Regions from separate parts of the Homo sapiens genome. Here regions 1, 3 and 4 are each linked to region 2. The links are chromatin contacts, found by Hi-C or POLR2A ChIA-PET in ENCODE. All regions are on one chromosome and are shown on one strand. Each heading gives the region's core, a stretch centred on a gene start or an enhancer-like site at or near the end of the contact. The rest is flanking DNA. Distances are from core to core; before and after follow the strand shown. Region 1 holds the start of SGPP2 (sphingosine-1-phosphate phosphatase 2). Region 2 holds the start of WDFY1 (WD repeat and FYVE domain containing 1). Region 3 overlaps ACSL3 (acyl-CoA synthetase long chain family member 3). Region 4 holds the start of CT75 (cancer/testis associated transcript 75).

Region 1 (3,048 bases), core at 536-3,035, 1.5 Mb before region 2:
GAAGTGAGGATTATCATTTCATTACAGGGATAAACTGCGACATATGGTGACTTACATCAGGTGACTTGGTGAGCCACTAGAAGCTGGAATCAGTAACTGATCCTCCATGGAGATAAAATGCTCTGTCTACAAATACAATTCTTTGGCAATTAACTTAATGCTGCGTGTGCCATGTTTTGCTTTGCCTATTTTTCCTAACTGGTAGAAAGAAAAATCGAAGCACTAAATTCGGGAGACACATGATGCAAGTGCCTTCACAGGAAAACATATTTCTTTAACACATAAGCAGAACAGGTCCCCAACGATCACAGCTCCAGCTTCTAAAACCAAACCACAGGGTTTTGCCTCACACCTGTAAATGACAGCCAGAAGCATTGTGGAGAGATGCTTCCACCTCCTGGGCCGGACATTTCTGTGTGTGATCCCGCCAGACATGACAATAACTCTGCGTGTCTTCTGTAAGAGGAAAATGGTTTCCCTTAAGAGCTTCAGCATTCTCTCAGTCCCCTTGACTTTGCTCTCCAGACAGGACTGAGAAGCAAGAAAAGTAGAAACTAGGGCATGAAGGGGACTACATCATCCTGGAAAGTCACATCCCAAAGACATTCAGGCCTAAAAGGACAACTGAATAAATAAGGCATTGACAGGTGTTCATTAATCATTTGTGCAACCAAATTCTTAGTAGGCTTTGCATGGACAATCAGGAAACATGCAGGTTTCTGCTGCAAACGAAAGACGGGGTTGAATTGCACTTTTGTTGCAGACTGATCACCTGGGCCTAATTTGATTGTTGCCTCCCAAGGGATCTCTGAGCCCAGGAGGGAAATGTAGGAGGGAGGAGGGAAAACCAAGGCCGGCCTGCAGGATGTTTCCTTTGCTATCTTCTGCTGAGTGCTCTAAAGCAGGTGCAGGTGCAATGAGATACCTAATCCTGTCCCCAGTCCTCCAGCACTTTGTTCTCTTCTCGTTTAAACTCCCTAAATGGTCTGGTGGGGTTTTCCCAGTGTCATTGCTTAAAGAGAGGCAGAGCGGAAAGAAAGAAGTAGGAGAAAGCGGTAAGCATCTTTGTTCTCAATGCGGAAAACCCAGAAGGGACTTTCCTTCCCACCCACCTGAAAATGTTCCCCAGTTGCCAAATCAGAAGGGCAGGGGCAGCGACGCGGAAGATGACTCAGGGCCCACTTTGAACCTCCTGGGTACTTGAGCAAGCTCAAGGGTGTTCGGACCTCTAGGGAGACGTTGCATCACGCAGTTTGGAAAGAACTTGGGAATTCTCCCTGGGGGGCTCGCTGTATTTACTGGGAACTAGTCTTGCAGGAAGGTGAGAGTACGTGGCTGGCTGTGGGGAGCTGGCGTGGGAGGAAATCCGACTTCACCTTGGGCTCAGAGTTGCAAGGAAGGTCACTGTGGGATCAGCCTGAGCCCAAAAGGATGGGCTAATGGGAGCGGCCGCAGGTGCACGCGCGCTCGGCCGCTCCCATTAGTGTTACGTCTGCCGGGGGAAGAAGGTGGGGTGGGGGGTTGGGGGCGCCGGGAGAAGAGAGGCGCAGTTCGGAGATCGGCACTCCTCCGTCCAGTTACAGGCGGTCCTGCCCCCGTGGCCGCCCGGGGCCGCCCAAGCCCTCCGGGACGGAGAGAAAGGGGGACGCGTTGCGCAAGGTGGAGGCAGACACCTGGGCGGGCGCTAGGACCCGGGCGGCGCACCTGTTGGCTGGGCCCGGGGCCCCGCCCGCCCGGCCTCCGCCCGGAGTGCGGGATCGGCGGGGGCGAGGCGGGAGTGGCGGTGCCAGCGGAGGGCACCGGCCCGGCGTGGCAGCGGCGGCGGAGCGCGGCCCCGGGCACACCATGGCCGAGCTGCTGCGGAGCCTGCAGGATTCCCAGCTCGTCGCCCGCTTCCAGCGCCGCTGCGGGCTCTTCCCCGCTCCGGATGAAGGCCCCCGGGAGAACGGCGCGGACCCCACGGAGCGCGCGGCGCGGGTCCCCGGGGTCGAGCATCTCCCCGCAGCCAACGGCAAGGGCGGCGAGGCTCCGGCCAACGGGCTGCGCAGAGCCGCGGCGCCGGAGGTAACCATGGGCAGGTGTTCGCCGGGTACGGGGAGGGGGCGGCTGCGGACGTGCGGGTCCCTGCGACTCCGCCACGCGGGGCCGGCCGGGCCGAGAGGGCGCCGTCCCCGGCAGTGACCCGGCTCCCGCCGCTGCGAGCGGACGGGGAGGCCTGGCCTTCCAGTAACCAGGATGCCACCCTCCAACGCTGCCAGGGGCAACCGGGTCTATTGAGATATCCCCAGACGCTTTCAATGCAGTCCATTTAGAGACTTCCCACTTTCAAAAGTAGTTAAATTCACGTAGATGCCAGCAAATATGTAAGAGTTACGTAATGGAACGGAGGAGCGGGGATGTCCTTGGCACTTCCCCGGGGAGACGTTCTTAGACTCCCCCCCACCCCCGTATTCTTGCATTTCCGCCCATCCCCCTTCCCTGATGCGCACAAATGCGGGTGCAGCCGGGCTCAGCGCGCTCCTCACCGCGCTGCACCGCCAGCTCTGGGCACAGAACTTGGGGCTCACACAGCTCCTAGAGAGATTTACAACCTCCCTGCACTACCCCCGGCGATGATGTCTTAACAGCAACTCTCGCTTGCCCTCCCCCAGAGTCTGGGGGTCCCTCCTGCCTGGTGGGTCTTTTATGGACCGACACCAGTGACTTCTAACAGATGCTTCTGGGAGGGAAGCTCGCTACGCTCCCGCTAGGTGTTCAAAGCGTGGTTATACAACCCACTGCGGCTTGGGGGGAACCAGCGTGCGTCGTCGTCGCAGTGCACAGGGACTTTAGGCAGCAGGGACCAGACGGGCTGCACTTGGCTTCTGGGGACGCATGTCTACCGGGAGCACTGGCAGCACCTGCCTTTTCCCTCGGCAAAGTCAAAAGTGTGGCGCAGGAGAACAGAAATAAACGTATTAATAATTCGAATTCCTTGTACACAGCCACATTTTGTTCTTCCTAGAAGGTTTTGGTGAAAGAAAGGTGGCCTTTACTTACGTGTAAATT
Region 2 (3,423 bases), core at 142-2,641:
AGTGCAAGAGAGGACTCTGTGTGCATGCCAATTAACATGTTTTAGTTATTAGTTTACTCTGTCTGGTGAGTAATGTTAGTTTTCCTAATAAATAAGATTTCCTTTTAAAATAAATGCATCCAAATATTTTTAAAAATGAGTCACTTTCACAAAAACCTATTTAGTAAATAAGAGTTCAGGTGATTCTAGCAGCCGTGGCAAAAATAACTGATCTAGAGGCCTGGCGTGGCGTGAAATCCCTGAGTACAGGGGGAGGAAGAGAGCGAAGGCGGCTGGAGTTCCTCGCAAAGAAGCAAGCCCCGGGCACCAGGGTCCGCAGTGACCAGCCGCCGGTCCTCCACGCTTCCAGAGGAGACGATTTGGAACTGACCCGGGAGGGCCAAGAAACACCTTCCGAGTACCAGGCTAAACCCCGCCAGGGAGAGAGACCGGGACGAAGGTCCCAGGCTAGTGCGACACCGCAGGTCGGGGTTCCCTGGTTGGAGGAGCGCGGTGGGCTGGGAGGGGCGCGTTGGTGCGCACTGGAACAGGGGTCCCCGGCTTGAGCAGCGCGGTGAGACAGAGTTCCCGCGCTGGAGGGGCGCGGTGAGACAGAGGTCCTGGGCTGGAGAGGTGCGTTGGGGCGCACTGGAACCGGGGTCCCGGGCTTGAGTGGCGCGGTGGGACAGAGTTCCCGGGCTGGAGGGGCGCAGTGGGACAGAAGATCCGGGCTAGAGGGGCGCGGTGGGACGGAGCTCCCGGGATGGACGGGCGCAGTGGGACAAGGGTCCCGGACTGGAGGGGCGCGTTGGGGAGCATTGGAACAGGGGTCCTGAGCAGGAGGGGCGAGGTGGGCTGGGAGGGGCGCGGTAGGGCGCACTGGAACAGGGGTCCTGGGCTGGAAAGACACGTTGGAACAAGGGTCCCGGGCTTGGGCGGCGCGGTGAGACGGAGTTCCCGGGCTGGAGGGGCGCGGTGGGACAGGGGATCCGGGCTGGAGGGGCGCGGCGAGACCGGGGTCCCAGGCTGGAAAGGTGCAAGTCGAGGCTGGAGGACCGGCGGGAGGGAACCGGGAACCCGGCGGAGCTAAGGGGCGCAGAGTGGGGGTGGGGCCGTGCTGCCGGGGGAGCCCCCTCACGCAGGAAGGACCGGGGCCGCGGACCCCACCGCCCCCACACCCCGTCGTCGCGGAGTTCGGGCCGCCCCGGCTGCGCCCGGGCCCTACCTGTCCTCGCTGGCCGTGATCACGCCGTCCTCCTTGGGGATGAGCAGCGCGGCCGTGACGGCGTCCTGGTGCCCCTCGATCTTGCTCAGCAGCACCGGGCGGCTGCTCTGCGGCCTGGAGTGGATTTCGGCCGCCATGTTCGCGCGGCGACTGCTGCGGCCTCCTCGGCAGGCAGCCCATCAGCTGACGCCTGGGCGGGCGGGGGACGCGCCGGTTTCCCTTCGGCTGCTGGGGCCTCTTGGGCGCCGCGCCGCCGTAAGCCCCCGAGTGCTGCCGCCGCACCGCCCGTATTGCCTGGGGATGCCGCGCAAGCTGAAAGTCTGTGGCTGGGAGAGGATGCCACGGGGCGCCTGCGGAGAAATGGGGAAAGTAAGGAAGGTTTAAAAGTAAAGCCATTCACCCAGGAATAAATTGAGCACCTGGAGGGGACAAGGAATTGTCCCCCAAACCAGAGATTTCAGAAATTACAATACTACATTTCATCCATTTGAAGAAGCCATTGTTTGAAAGGCACACACTTTCAGAAATGTTAAAATGTGAAAAAATATAGTGCATCTTAGAATCTTTGAACTACAATAGATAGCACTGAGTGGTGACCATATACCAGGCATTAACTCAGTGTCTTTGCATCTCATTTAATACTGATAATTTTAAGAGATGAAATAGATGCTCTTGTATTCCCATTTTAGAGATGAGAAAACAACCAGAGAAGTTTGATCACTACCTTAAGGTTGCACAGCTATGAGAGGGAGAAAAGCAGCCCTTGATCTCCAGGAGCTGCCTGGTACTATCAGCTGAGCTTTGGTGTTGCTAGGAAGTGTTTGCTTCCTGTGGAACATAAACATCAGACGAGGCCACTCCATAATCACATCTAAACACGGCCAAAATATGAGCGATGTACAAGCCACAGAAATTACCAAACATCCCCCTATCCTGGCTAATATGAGTGACTCTTATTTCTTTATTAATTATAATGTTAACCGCTATCTAGTCTTCCTCCATTTAGATAAGATTTATTAAGATATGCAACCTTAGAATTATACGCATTTCCTGACAACATCCAGTCCACAGGAGAGCCTCTCTTCCTTAAGCTCTCCCAGGTCACCTAACACAAACACAAATCCTATAATAAAACTGTCCGAACATCCCTTTACCCAGACACCTCACCATTCCCAATGGTGTGTCTTCTCCCTCCAACAAGCAATCAACCCCATTTGTTCCTGGTGGTTTTTGGCTAGAGGTCATTGACAACCAGTAAGTTCAAGAGCCAAAATTTGGACTCAGGAAGTCAATGACTCCAAACTTCTGCCCCACTATATTATTCTGACACCTGAATTGCAGAATTGCATTAGAACCGTACTATCCACATGACTATAGAGCACTTGAAATGTGGCTTGTCCAAACTGAGATGTAGTACAAGTGCAAAATACTACAAGATTTTATAGACTTAGCACAAAACAAAAAAGATGTAATATAGTTCATCAATAATTGTTACAATGATTACATGTTGAAATGATACTATTTTGGATATATTGAGTTAGATACTATTAAAATTAATATGACCTGCTTATTTTTTTAAGGTAGCTAATAAAAACTTTAAATTATGGATGTGAATCAGATGGTACTTCTATGTACAGTGATTTACTAGAACTTTCTTTTTGTTTTTGTTTTGTTTTGTTTTAGTTTTTTGAGACGAACTCACTCCGTCACCCAGGCTGGAGTGCAGTGGTGCGATCTCGGTTTACGGCAACCTCCGCCTCCCAGGTTAAAGGGATTCACCTGTCTCAGCTTCCCGAGTAGCTGGGATTACAAGCACCTACCACCATGCCTGGCTAATTTTGTATTTTTACTAGAGACAGGGTTTCACCATGTTGACCAGGCTGGTCTCAAACTTCTGCCCTCAAATCATCTGCCCACCTCAGCCTCCCAAAATGCTGGGATTACGGGCAGGAGCCACCATTGTACTAATACTTTCTCATGATGAAGTTATTAACAAACATTCATGAATTTATTTATTCCTATATTCAACAGACATATATCGCACACTTACTATATGCTGTTGCTGATGAGATTAATAAGACATGGTTTTTGTGAGGCTGTACAGTGTAATGACTAGACACGCTACTGAACAACTTTGTTTAATCAACCAACATCTCCCAAGTGCCTGCTGTGAGCCAGGTGCCATTCTAAATGCAGCAGTGCTCAAGAGAGACAAAAAT
Region 3 (3,221 bases), core at 298-2,797, 1.0 Mb before region 2:
AGGGTTATAGTTTAATAGTAAGGGAGATAACACAGCATGTGTAGCACCAGTTGATAATTGGTCTCTAGTAGCTTACTGTCAAAATGTTCAATGAAGTCTTCTGTTCATCTGTTGAAACTAGGAAAATACCCAAACTTAAATGGAAGAATTCTGAAAGAGAGGATAGAATTTAAAGAACAAGAGTATATAAAGTTATTCTTTGAATATTTCGTTGACTATATGTACATTGAGTTATCTATATTTGTAAACAAATTAGTCATGGAAAATTATTCTATCTCAAAGTCTCCTTTTAGTCTAGATAATCATTATTTCATTTTAAAATTAGTGTTTTTCCTAGTTTGCACTGATGCGTGTATGGATGTGTGTGAGTCAGTGGTAGCTTATTTAAAAAGCACCTTATCCTTTCTCCCATAACCTTTGTACACTAAAAAATGAAAGAATTTAGAATGTATTTGATGATAGCATTCTCACTAAGACACATGAGAATTTAACTTTATAACCGCGTGAGTTAAGATTTAATTCATAGGTTTTGATGTCATTGTTGAAGTTATTTGTAATTCAGAAACCTTGCTTGTGTGATACATAGTCTCTTCATTTATTACTGCTTGTCTGTTGTTATATCTGGATTATCAAAAGCAATAGTGCACCAATTAAGATGTGCTCAAATCAGGACTTAAATCATAGGCACCACATTTTTCATGTCAGACTAGTTACTTTGTTGATTCTCAGTTACTGTAGGCATCAAAAGGCAAAAATCAAAAAAAAAAAAAACAAAAACAAAAAAAAAGATGAACCTAGGTCTGTGTAAAGTAAGGGGAGTGTTAGGAGCAGCCAGGACTGTGTAGTGTGTGTTTGGTTGCATCACAAACATCGTATGTGGAGACATTGCAATACAGTGTTTTTTGTTTTCAACTTTTCTTGTATTGTATATTTGTATTATGTTTTGAATGCTTTTCTCTTTTCATAATTAAATATTAATGTTTGGGATAACTGCCAAGAAGAAGTAAAAATATTGAATGGAACTTCTATATGAGGATGCTGTGATCTAAAAATTAAATCTCAGTGGGCGGAGAGAATTTGTTTCTGATGCCTTGTCTTTAGAATAATTGTTTGCTTTCAGATGATTAAAAAAAGGAGATTGTATCTAGGAAAAAAGTGTGAATGCTTCAAAGGAGAGATACTGATAATTGTGACTTGAAATAGTGTCAGATGAATTATGTAGCTGATCACTGATGGAACCATCTAATGAGGCAGGCTTAAACTCTATTTAGTTTCGTTTGTTTTCTCATATGAAGTTTATAATTCCTTTCAGTCCTAAAATGTCAGATGCCAGGTGTCAAATGCCACAGTAGAAAGTGAAATTAAGTAGAGTCCCCTTTTAAACAAATTTGTCTGTAAGCAAAACTATCTTTAGTGACTTAAAAAATAATATCCTCTAAAATTACCCTTTCAAGAGGAAAAAACTGTTCAATGAAAAAACCACTCAATTATGACTCATATAAGAAATACTGGTTTAACCAGGAGATATTTGGGGAGCAAAATTTTAAGGAATTTCAAATTGCTAAATCTAATACAAATATCTGACAATAAGATACAGATCTAAAAGAATGGTTCTTAAGAACTATTGTTTACTGGGAATAAACTAAGCTCTATGAAGAATTCGTAAGCATTACATGTTCCAGTAAGTTTAGCAACTTAGAGCCAAGACTGGTGGCCACCTCCATTTATTTCCCCACTGCTCCTCCACTGACATCCTTCTTAGCAGAAACTTCATGAAAAAGTTTTTGCTGACACAGAACAAACCTGAAAGTAGTATCTACTTTCTAAATACTACTTTGCTTTTCAGTAGTGGATTTGATATTTATAATGTTCTCTAAAGCTTGCAACTTTTTCAGCAACGTTTAAAAATAGATTAACCTGGAATAACTTACTTGTTTGCTGCTAAAATACTCAAGATTTTGCCATTTTTAAACAACCAGTCCCTGTGATACAACTTTGAAAAAACTTTTAAAAATCTCTGATGTGTGGGCTCTTTTTTTCCCATAAGAATTATGTACATCTGTGATGTTTTACAGGGGGATCCGCTTTTAAACAGTGTACATATTGGACCACACTGAAATGTCATATATCCTTTCTCTACTTAAAATTGGTTATTTACTGTGAGTTCATTTCCGATGTGTTCTTGGTTGTTGCTGTTTTCTGCCTGAAGACGTGTATCATAAAGAGCTACATGGTATGGACTATTTATTTGTAATTTGACATAAAGTTTGAAGAATAAAGATCTATAAAAGTTGAAGTTTCTGATATTAAAGCTCTTAATATATTGGCTTTTTTTTTTTTTTTTTTTGGTTTTGGTTTTTAAGAAAAGCTGTTCCTGTAAAAGTGAAACTTTCATTGACATTCCTGAAATACTTGAAGAAGGAGTTTGGGGAATTTTCCATCCTGACCTAACAACCTAACCAAAGGAAAACTTTTTATTCTAGAAATTCTGTTAATAATCTATTTCCTAGCCTTTTTATATTCTAACTTTCCCCTAACCCTTCCCGAATTCCTCCTTTCCATTCCTCCTTTTTGGTTCTGACTGCCCAGAAGATATACTGTCAGCATTTTAAATTCCAAAATATTCATACAGCATAAAATCTTGAATAGAGGTGGTAAATTGAAATTTGGCATCAAAATTAATGGGGTAGAATCTACAATGTGGCAGAAATATCTAAACTTTGTGCCAACATTTAATCCAATAATTGTGGGAGGAAGAGTTGTATCATGCTGTGTTTCAGAAACTAACCTCCCTCACCCACCCCATCTTTGACTGCCAGTCAATATTTGTGGGTATATGTAACTTTATCATAGCATACTTTTGTCTCTGTGTGTAATCCTGTAACAAAACCAGTTAAAGCTTTCTTTACATAAACATTTGGCATCTTTGTGTGTTTTGCATTAACTTAGACAGTTGTGCCTAATTTCTCCTCATTAACTTTGCTCAGGTTATTCTTTTAAACATTGGTAACAATATTTCTACCACACCAAATATGCAAATGATTTTAGGATGAGGCTGGTCTATAGTGTCATGGAATGGTTTTTATGGCATAACGTGAAACCGGTTATATGCAGATCTATAGTCTGATTTATGTAATAACATTATCTTCAATCTGATAAAATCTGCCTCTGATTTCCTCCTAATTAGTTGGTCCACATGCAAGCATATAGTCTGCAAGGGC
Region 4 (3,070 bases), core at 140-2,639, 1.6 Mb before region 2:
CCATCTTAGCAACGCACATTTCCATGTGTGAGTTATTTCTCTCTCAGCCCCATTTAAAAATGTGAAATTTGGATTTAGAAGGGGACATGTATTTAAGGAAGAGAAGTGCCACACAAATAATGGAGCAATTTTACCATGAAATTAATGTCATGAAAATAGATATTTCTATAAATACCTCTTGTTTTTATTATTAAGACAATGCAGACATAAAACACTTCATACTGTAGTTTCTACATTGCAGCCAAACCACTTATCAATGGCCAATAAATTACTTCACTCCTATGATAGATACAAATGCTCGATTCAAGTTCAATTAATAGAATAGTGTCAGGATATCATGCAGACAGCTTGCATAAATACTCGAGGAATAATAGCATACCTTCAGTAGATTCTGTGATTTTTAAGCATGAAAACTTTGTCTTATTCCAAATTTCAAAAGATGGAATAAAGAATGTTTTCATATAAAATACATTTGGAACAGTTTTCCTTCTTAAAAAAAAAGGCATCTAACCCACTTGCAACATATACTGGCAATTCATCTTTGTAGTTACAAAATCAGATAGATATATATTCTTTTTCATCTCATGTGACTGTATGTGAACATTTCAGTAATTCCAACAATATCAAACAGCTAAATTCAAAATCATATAATACTTTCTAATAAGTGTATACGATATATATCTTTTGTAGCCAAAGGCAGAAAGACCTTCAGTTAGTTGATTTCATGTTTGGGCACTAGTTTATATTTTATCAGATAATTAAAAGTCATTAGTTATTTCACAGTATAAAATATTGAATCAATTACCAACAGGCTTTTATTTTCTGCTCCTAATTTCGAAATGTATTTGGACTCGAGGTATGGGAATAATGTCACTGCTTATCAAACAATTTTCTGGAAATCTTAATGCACAAAAATTTCCAGATTTATATATTCAAAAATAAATTATATGTTAAATGAAATTAAGAAAAAAAGGCGAGGGGAAGGAGAAAATCTAGTTTATATTCTGTGTGAATAGCTTTCAATATCTTCCAGGTGGGGGCAACCGTAAGCCACTTTTGAGAGAAGGGAGAACAGGCTCTTTAAGCTCCCTGAGTCTAGTTACAGAAGACTTCCTGGCAGTAACACCGTGAATAAAACAACCACAAGCTTCCAGGAGATGAGACTTCTAGGCTCTGCTCCAGACAACACCCGGCCATGGGCAACAGGGCCCACCGCCCTGGGCGCGCCGCAGCCTCGGCCACTCCGAGTCGGCTCCGATCGCGCACGCGCGCCGTGCACCTGCCCCATCGCGCCCAGCTGCTGCCTGAGCTCCGGGCACGCCCGCGCTGTGCCGGCGGGGAGTGTCCGTCACTCTCAGCGCTCAGGATCTCTCCCTTTCCAGGACCGCTAGGAAGCAGGAAATCCTTTTCCTCTCACGTTTACATCCCATTCATTCTTCCTCCGGGCAATTCAAGTCCATTCACAGCCGCCACAGATGCACGTGTGCACGCGCGCAGCTGCACCTTTAAAGAAACTCTCAAGTCCTGGCGGCCAGAAAACCAGCTTTCAGGCGGGGCGGTGGGGCTCCCCCTCCCCTTGCTTCGTCTCTGCAGATCTTTGTGCTCTAGGGAGGGATGGCCGCACATTCTGACGAGGACGAGGGTGGTGCATAACGCGGAGGTCAATTTTGCACAGTCCAGGCAAAAGAGACCCCCCCCCCCCACCAACATCCCTTCCTGTTCAGTTTCCCTCTCTGGCCCAGCGCGAAGGGCGAGGGGCGACAGAAGCCCGAGGGACAGAAAACCGAGGCTCCTCAGTGGCCGAGTTGGGAGAGAGTGTGAGTCCAGGAGAGCCCGGGGGCAGCAGGGAGAGGGTGCAGAAGCTCGAGCGCACCGAGCCAGAGGCCCCCTCTTCTCCCGCCACGCGGGGCTGGAGGTGCAGGCGCCGGTTCCGCGGCGTGGCCCGGCTATGTGTCGCTCCTCCGCGCGCCGCCCGCCGCAGCCCGTGCCCTCGGGCCGCCGCCGCCGCCGCTGCCCCCCGTCGAGCCCGCGGCCGCACCCTCGGGCCGATACTTGAGCCAGCAGATGACCCAGGTGACAACGACCGAGAAGAGTGCCAGGATGCTGGCCACCGACAGGCAGATGGGCCCCACGGGCGAGGGCGAGGGCGACCCGGTGGCCGGTGCCTCGCCAGGGGGCGCCCCGCCTCCGGGGGTTCCCCCGCCGCCGTAGTGGTTGACGAAGATGAGGCCGGTGAAGAGCAGCACCACCATGGAGAGGAAGGAGAAGACCACGCACACGCAGCCAGCGGTGAGCGCCGCGCGCTTGCAGTTCTGGCAGCTGTCGTAGGCGCCCGGGGCGCGCAGGCCGGGGCGGGCTCGAGGCCCGGGGGCCGCGTCCTCGGCAGGCGGCGGCGGCGGCGGCTGCGGTGGGGCGGGGGAGGGCGGCGGTGGCGGGGCCGGGGTGGGCGGCGGGGCAGCAGCGGGCGCGGGCAGGCGCGCGGGCAGCGGCGGGAGGCGGTCCTGGGGCAGCGGGTCGTGCGCTGCGCGCAAAGCCAGCGGGAAGGCCTCGGCTAGCTTGGTGTTGTTGGGCAGGCCGTGCACGCGGCTGTCGGGCAGCGGCGTGCGGTGGCGGCACACCGGGCACGCGATGGCGCCGGGCGGGCAGAGCCAGGGCGGCGGGCGCGGCGGGCGCTCAGGCGCGGCGGCAGCGGCGGCGGCGGCGGCGGCGCGGAGCTGCAGCTGGCTCAGGCACTCCTGGCAGAAGGTGTGCAAGCACGCCAGCAGCTTGGGCGCGCGCCGGTCCGCGTCGAAGTAGTTGTAGCAGATTTTGCACTCGTAGTCCTCAAGCGGAGGGAGGCCGGAGACCGTCTCCGCTGCGTCCCGGGCTCCTGCGTCTCCGCAGTCCGGGGCTCCCTTCGCGGCGACCCCAGCTCCCTCCCGGCTCCCGGGGCTGCTGCTTGGGCTCTGCTGGCTGCCGCCGCTGTCGCTCGCCGGCGCTGCCATGGCATGATCCGCCCCTCATCGGGGGCAAGGTGAGGTGCCTTCCTCCCCCTGCACCGCCGCCTGGGCTCCGGGCGGGGAGGAGGCGC

What was found. Hi-C counts contacts between places; a loop is a spot of excess contacts on that map. ChIA-PET counts read pairs that join two places held with the same protein, here RNA polymerase II (POLR2A). Pooled maps may share reads with other maps.
Region 1: a pooled map shows a loop between it and region 2 (7-fold over the local background). The contact joins the promoter of SGPP2 here to the promoter of WDFY1 in region 2. A Hi-C loop is called at or near these places in 14 of 37 single-sample maps with no recorded cell type and 10 of 50 pooled maps. POLR2A ChIA-PET finds 5 or more read pairs at or near these places in 1 of 52 experiments (activated T-cell).
Region 3: a pooled map shows a loop between it and region 2 (4-fold over the local background). The contact joins the enhancer-like site here to the promoter of WDFY1 in region 2. A Hi-C loop is called at or near these places in 2 of 50 pooled maps.
Region 4: a map with no recorded cell type shows a loop between it and region 2 (6-fold over the local background). The contact joins the promoter of CT75 here to the promoter of WDFY1 in region 2. A Hi-C loop is called at or near these places in 2 of 37 single-sample maps with no recorded cell type and 1 of 50 pooled maps.

What each region holds. Positions count from the first base shown.
Region 1 is chr2:222,422,758-222,425,805 of GRCh38, forward strand. SGPP2 (sphingosine-1-phosphate phosphatase 2) reads left to right here and starts at 1,786. Exons shown (of 5, transcript NM_152386.4): 1 at 1,786-2,064. The coding sequence starts at 1,846. RefSeq lists enhancers at 1,030-1,329, 2,520-2,669, 2,720-2,779 and silencers at 1,490-1,839, 1,930-2,159, 2,170-2,219.
Region 2 is chr2:223,943,944-223,947,366 of GRCh38, forward strand. WDFY1 (WD repeat and FYVE domain containing 1) reads right to left here and starts at 1,392. Exons shown (of 12, transcript NM_020830.5): 1 at 1,205-1,392. The coding sequence starts at 1,341. LOC124907989 (a long non-coding RNA gene) reads left to right here. Exons shown (of 2, transcript XR_007088100.1): 1 at 1-464. RefSeq lists enhancers at 204-323, 334-393 and a silencer at 964-1,143.
Region 3 is chr2:222,942,329-222,945,549 of GRCh38, forward strand. ACSL3 (acyl-CoA synthetase long chain family member 3) reads left to right here. Exons shown (of 17, transcript NM_004457.5): 17 at 1-2,311. Among named protein-coding and RNA genes, the nearest start is that of ACSL3-AS1, 24 kb to the left of the region's middle. RefSeq lists a silencer at 1,694-1,843. Within about 2 kb of position 1,548, at least 2 of the 41 ENCODE cell types and tissues checked have a DNase peak (open chromatin) inside an H3K27ac peak, as active enhancers do.
Region 4 is chr2:222,317,082-222,320,151 of GRCh38, forward strand. CT75 (cancer/testis associated transcript 75) reads left to right here and starts at 1,390. Exons shown (of 4, transcript NR_136642.1): 1 at 1,390-2,289. It overlaps RNF228 (ring finger protein 228), which reads right to left. Exons shown (of 1, transcript NM_001395871.1): 1 at 1-3,070. The coding sequence starts at 2,984. The coding sequence ends at 1,947. RefSeq lists enhancers at 1,083-1,678, 1,455-1,504 and silencers at 1,975-2,304, 2,945-3,070.